2 separate regions of the Homo sapiens genome follow, and region 1 is linked to region 2. A link is a loop called in an ENCODE intact Hi-C map of the cell type or tissue named here. Cell type or tissue: heart right ventricle. All regions are shown on one strand. Links, peaks and the distances in the headings refer to the core of each region. The heading gives the core; the rest is flanking DNA.

Evidence for each region. Hi-C counts contacts between places; a loop is a spot of excess contacts. Peaks named below come from ENCODE experiments on the same cell type or tissue, not always from the same donor. Only the 100,000 strongest peaks of a DNase experiment are listed, where the experiment ranks them.
Region 1: it touches region 2 in a loop (2.4-fold over the local background); 6 of 110 quality-filtered maps call a loop at or near these places.

Annotation. Positions count from the first base shown.
Region 1 is chr18:63,203,409-63,206,326 of GRCh38, forward strand. All of the region lies in intron 2 of BCL2 (BCL2 apoptosis regulator), which reads right to left. Among named protein-coding and RNA genes, the nearest start is that of BCL2, 110 kb to the right of the region's middle. In heart right ventricle, for the core only: no CTCF peak of the experiment used is centred there; no DNase peak of the experiment used is centred there.
Region 2 is chr18:63,261,033-63,263,950 of GRCh38, forward strand. The region is part of intron 2 of BCL2 (BCL2 apoptosis regulator); the gene reads right to left. Among named protein-coding and RNA genes, the nearest start is that of BCL2, 57 kb to the right of the region's middle. In heart right ventricle, for the core only: a CTCF peak has its summit at 1,398; DNase peaks (open chromatin) are centred at 1,521 and 2,115; H3K27ac peaks cover 1,665 bases.

The DNA of each region.
Region 1 (2,918 bases), core at 228-2,727, 58 kb before region 2:
AAATTAACTACTTATATATTTTTAAAAAGAGCCTCCTGAGGTGATATCATATATGATTGTGATTGTACTAGCAAAGCAATTAGCAAGTTGAGCACATGTATATCTTTAGAAGCTAAGCCAGATACAAGATACAAGTCCCTACTAGTAAGATGCGATTAATGGGACAACGTCAAGTTTATTGTCACAGGGCTGGGTATATATTCTGGCTATTACTTGTTAGTTGGGGCAAGTTAGGTAACTTCTCTAAGCCTTTAAATACATTCATACATATGCACACGCACACACACACACACATACACACACATAATGGGGCCAATTATACTTTCAACTCATAGAATTGTTCTGAGAATTGAGATACTAAAAGCAAACTAAGTGTTTCTATGCTGTAAACACAACAGAAATGTAAAGTATTGTTATAACAGACATACTTGTATTTCTTCAAATAATGTACACATTACTTTACTCAAAATTATTTGATTTCTATTCTAGCTTTCATGTTTTTTGTTATTTTAGGAGTGAGTTTCTAATTAATTCAGTTTATATGCATTTCCTATCTAAAGTCTTTTCACATTTTCAAAGCTCCTGCACGAGTGACAGAAAAACACAAGCTTAAAATATCTAGAGAAACAGCACCACAGAAATAGGATAGATAGATAATTGAGAAGGCATCTGCCCTCTATCCAGCACAGGGTCAGTACTACTTCTGGTACTTACCCTGCTCACATATGAACTGACTAATATACAAGATTATCTATTGGAGCATTATCTGCAATACCAAAAGACTGGAAATAAACAGGTGTCCATCATCAGGGGCTGGTTAATTACTCCATGGGTAGTAAATAGTTACATAATGACATCTAATGAATTTCTCATCCTGAAATTGCTTCCACATTGACTCTGGGCTTGGCCCCATGACCTGCTTTTGCCAATGGAACATTAACCAATGGGATTCAAGTAGAAGCTTAATAAAACCTCCACAGCGGGGCCAACCCCTCTCTGTTTTTGTGGGACCCAGTCGCCATATGAAGCAGCTGGGGCTGGTTTACTCAAGGCACATATTCCAACTGAGGTCAGACTCTCCCAACAACCTGCTAGTGAGGCCATCTTAGACCATCTAGCCCCAAATAATCACATCCATATGAACAAATCCAGGCAAAAGCAGCAGTAAAAAACCCTTGGCAGATCTCAGGCCAAATAGTTCACCCATAGAATTATGACTAATAAAAGGGTTGTTGTTTTAAACCACTATGTTATGGAGTAATCTGTTATGCAGCTAATTGATAACTGGCACACTCTGATATCTCCAAAACGATGCAATACTAGGAAGTATTATACTACCTAGGAAGAAAGGAAAAGCATGCATTCTATGTACTGACATGGTACATCTCAAGATGTACCATGATAAGATCTTACATGGTAAAATCTCAAGATATACTGTTAAATTAACAGGGCAAACAGTAAGCTGCCTTTTGTGTAAGAAAGGGAAAATTTTAAAATGTGTATATGTTATTTTGCATGGATGGGCGCTGGATATATACTCAAGAAATTAATAGACAATGGTTCCTTATTCTGATGGAAGAGCGAGTAGTGAATTGGGTGGATGGGGACGGAGGTGCTAGCGAGACTTTCCAATAAACACCTTTCTAAACTGTTCCAGTATAGGAACCATGTGACTAATACCTATGCAAATAAGTATTTTGAAAAAGGGAAAAATAAGGCTAATACAAGATAGAAATGACAAAGCTTGAAAAAGTTGAATTTCAAACTGACGATTATAATTCTGCTATGCAACCATCCTTCATCAACAACAGCCTTCCTTTGAACCGGAATAATCGTTTCTTTGTAACACATATGATTATTTGTACACCTGGCTGTCTTCCCTGCTAGATTGTAAGTGCTTTAAAAGCAGGGACCATATCTCATGCATCTTTGTCTCTTCAGCAAGTGGCAAGCATCTTGCCGGGCACAGAAGAAAGCCTTGCTCAATAACTGTTTGTTGAGTCAAAAAAATAAACAAAAACATTCGGACCTCACTAACAGTGTCTGTTGTTAATGCTGATGAGTTCAATAAAATCTTCAACAGCCTAGCTTCTATCTGTACACATCCTCCACACACCATCTTTCAGGAAAATGGTGAGCATTCCTCATGATCTGGGCTCATGAATGTACTCTGAACTACTGGGGAGAGTATATACAAAAGCTAAATTCGAACACTACGAAAAGAAAAATGCAAAACAACCTCCTCTATTTAAAAAAACAACAACATTTGACTAGAGGGGGTCTAGAAAAAGAAAAGAAGAAGGATCTTTTATTATTTCTCATAAGTAACACATTTGACTACTGTGGTTGGAATAAGCAGCCCCGCTCCCACCCCCTGCTTGCAAAGCAAACTAAGCCACCCGAATAAGTGGACCATGGGGATATAGAGGCAGAAAACTCCCGGCCCCATCCCCAGGCCTCCAGAGAATTTGACACTCAAGCCACGGTGGAGAGGTTTTCTGTTATGAGTTTAGCATTTCTAAGAAAGAGGAGACCACAGGCTTTCCCTGTAGTCCATTTCAAGAGTCTGATAGCTCTCACTGGAAATCTTCACTTCCTTTGAACTTGTACCTTCCTGCTGTGCCTCAGGCCTCTCCCTCTTCTGAGAGTTCTTGTCTCCATGTCTGATCCCTGTGAAAGTGCAGGCATTTAAGGAGGAGGTCTGGGCCCCCTTCACGGTGGTGTCCACACCTCTCCCAGGGGGATGTGCTCGGTAAGTGTGCATGCAGCACCATCTCAGCCCTGTGCATCCTGGACCGCACCAACAAACAGCACCACACAGCTTGGGGACCATGTCCAGATTCACACGCAGACGATAAGCACCGTGGCCAATACCCAAGCGTTAGATAATTAAAGGTCCCTCCAAGGATAAACACAAG
Region 2 (2,918 bases), core at 303-2,802:
GCTGCTTCTTATCCAAACACTGGCTGATTCATGCAGGTACTGCCAGGCTGCCTCAGAGAGGGTATTTTTTATTTCTGCTTGACTTTGTCCATAGAGTGATTTTCCCATTTTAGTTTGCAAGGAAAGGTTAAGCAGGAGGAGTAGAATGTTATTCCACTTAGAAAAGAATCCAACCCATCCCAGGGCCTCAGGCTCAGTGCTTCCCTTTGGTGAACTAGTTTTCCAAGAGCCGACAACTAGCTGCTTGGTTGTGAGTGACATGAAACACTGCCCTTCCTCTCCTGGAGGAAGAAACCATCAGCATCCTTCCAACTGCTCCCACTGGGAACAAGGCAGATGGAAGAAGACCAGCACGATGCTTGATCCATAGGGAGCACGAACTAGATATTCACTGAAGGAGTAAGGAGCAAGAAATAGATCTCTGACCCAAAGTGATAAAACACCAAAGCCAACTGCTCATTTCATTAGCTGCAAGAGAGCCATGCAGGGCAGCCTTTCCTCCCATAAGACAACTCAGCGTGGAGTTGTTGAATGAATAGGAAAAAGGGAGAGCTTTGAAACTCACATAGAAATAAAAACGGTCTTAGGGGATAAACCATATTTATATTATACTACCTACGCCATTTAAGGAATGTGGTTATACATTTTCTGAAAAATAAAATGTCCTATCCTGTCTTAAAAAACTGAATTTGTATAATATTGGGTTTGCCTAAAGAGTAAAGCACATATACTAATTTTCTTTTTTGTTGTTATTTTTTCTTTTTTTTTTTTTATTTTGAGACAGAATCTCGCTCTGGAGTGCAGTGGCATGATCCCAGGTCACTGCAACCTCTACCTCCCAGGTTCAAGCAATTCTCTTGTCTCAGCTTCCCAAGTAGCTGGGACCAGAGGCTCCTGCCACCATGCCCAGTTAATGTTTGTATTTTTAGTAGAGACAATGTTTCCCCATGTTGGCCAGGCTGGTCTCGAACTCCTGACCTCAAGTGATCTGCCCGCCTCGGCCTCCCAAAGTGCTGGGATTACAGGCATGAGCCACTGCGCCCAGCCAATTTTTTTATATTTTTAGTATAGGTGGGGTTTCACCATGTTGTCCAGGCTGGTCTTGAACTCCTGGCTTCAAGTGATCCACCTGCCTCGGCCTCCCACAGTGCTGGGATTACAGGCGTGAGTCACTGTGCCCAGCCACATATACTAATTTTCTTTGGAGTAAAGGCACAAGTACATTCATTGTACAAGTACAGAATCCAGGAAAATCATCAGAAGAGCTTTGACGTAAAGAGTATTTGTTACCCATCAGTAGTTGGTAGTGTGGCTGATCATCTCCTTGAAATGTGCAAACGTGTGTGGTAAAAGTAAAGAATCGGAGGTAGGGAACTTATACCAGGCTCACAACTCCACCTCCTGTTCAGAGTAAGTGCTGGGTTGCTGACCAAATTAGGTCTTCTTGGACCTCCGGAGCAGCCCTTCTGCATTTCCAGGAAGGAGGTGGACAAGTGGCTATTTTGGTCTGTCTGTCCATCTGGCTTGTTTGTGGCTGGCTAGTTCACCACCCAGCTCATGGTCAGGCTGGAGGATTGGGTACCTTTGCTCCGACCAGTCAGACATCCCACTATGACACAGGCCACTCACTGCAGACTAGAGGGATTCAACAGGAAAGTCCCACGGGGTAAGCAAATACCACCACTACCCAAAGTAAAATTCCAGGCTAGGGGTCAGTGGTGTCCTCATCATAGGAAAAAGGGAAAGTACATCAGAATTTGACAGAGGAACAAGTACCAAACTGCTGTCCCCAAATAAAGAACTTACATCAACAAGGAATATAAAAATGTTATTTAGGACTTCTGTTCTCAGATGTTTAATACAAAGGAGAGATTGTTGTGCCAGGGAACAAAGTGATCCAATATCCACAAAGCCAGAATTCTCCTACTGCACATTTTGTTTCCAAAACACTAAGGAATACAGCAAGATTTCAAGTTGGAGTAAAGAAGCTACTTCTGGAAACAAGAGAGGAGATAACTGAAGACTTTCACAGAGGGGCTGAAATCCTTCCCGGAAAACTGTGCTCATCAGGGAACCTCAGCCTAGGGGGCAGCGAGGGTGGACGGTGAGCTGACCTATCCCCAGACATGTGGAATAGGTATTGGGTGTGCGGGGGGTGCAGTGCAGAATGAAGGCTGGGAGTTGTTAAAGCTACAGAATATTCTAGTAGCATACCACGGGAACTCAGGAACCTCAAACGTTTTTCAAAAATTAACGCTTTGGGCTCAGAGTTTCAGGCAGTCCAGTGTAATTTTACTTCCACTGGGATTGTTGCCAGAAAGAAACAAGCAGTGCTCCTTGACTACAGATTTTTAAAACCTGTTTTGTTACATGCAGGTGTGTGAGATCCTAAGGAGACTTATTTAATTAAGATGGGGGTGAGGGAGCAGGAGGGCTGATGAGTGGCCCTTCTCCCTTGAATGGCCACCACATTGGACTGTATTACAGAACAAAAACCCAAAAGCCCTAACCAGAAAGACAACTCAAGGGTGTCAATCTGTTTCTCCCGTTTCTAGTTCATTACTTTTACTCTTCACTGGAAGCAGTCACATCATTGCATCATCACTCTCTCCTTTACTGGACTGAGCATTTCCAGAGGGTAATGCAATAGGACTGAGGTGATGGGGCTGGGAAACCAGGTCCCCTGGATCTAATCTTGGCTCCACTGTACAATGGGATCAATGTCAAGTTACTCCTCTTCAACTCAGTATCCTCACCCATACAATCGGAATAATGGGGCCTACCTTCTGGACTGCTGCAAATTTTTTTTTTAGACGGAGTTTCACTCTCATCACCCAGGCTGGAGTGCAATAGTGCAATCTCAGCTTACTGCAACCTCTGCTTCCCGGGTTTAAGCGAATCTCATTTTTGTATTTTTA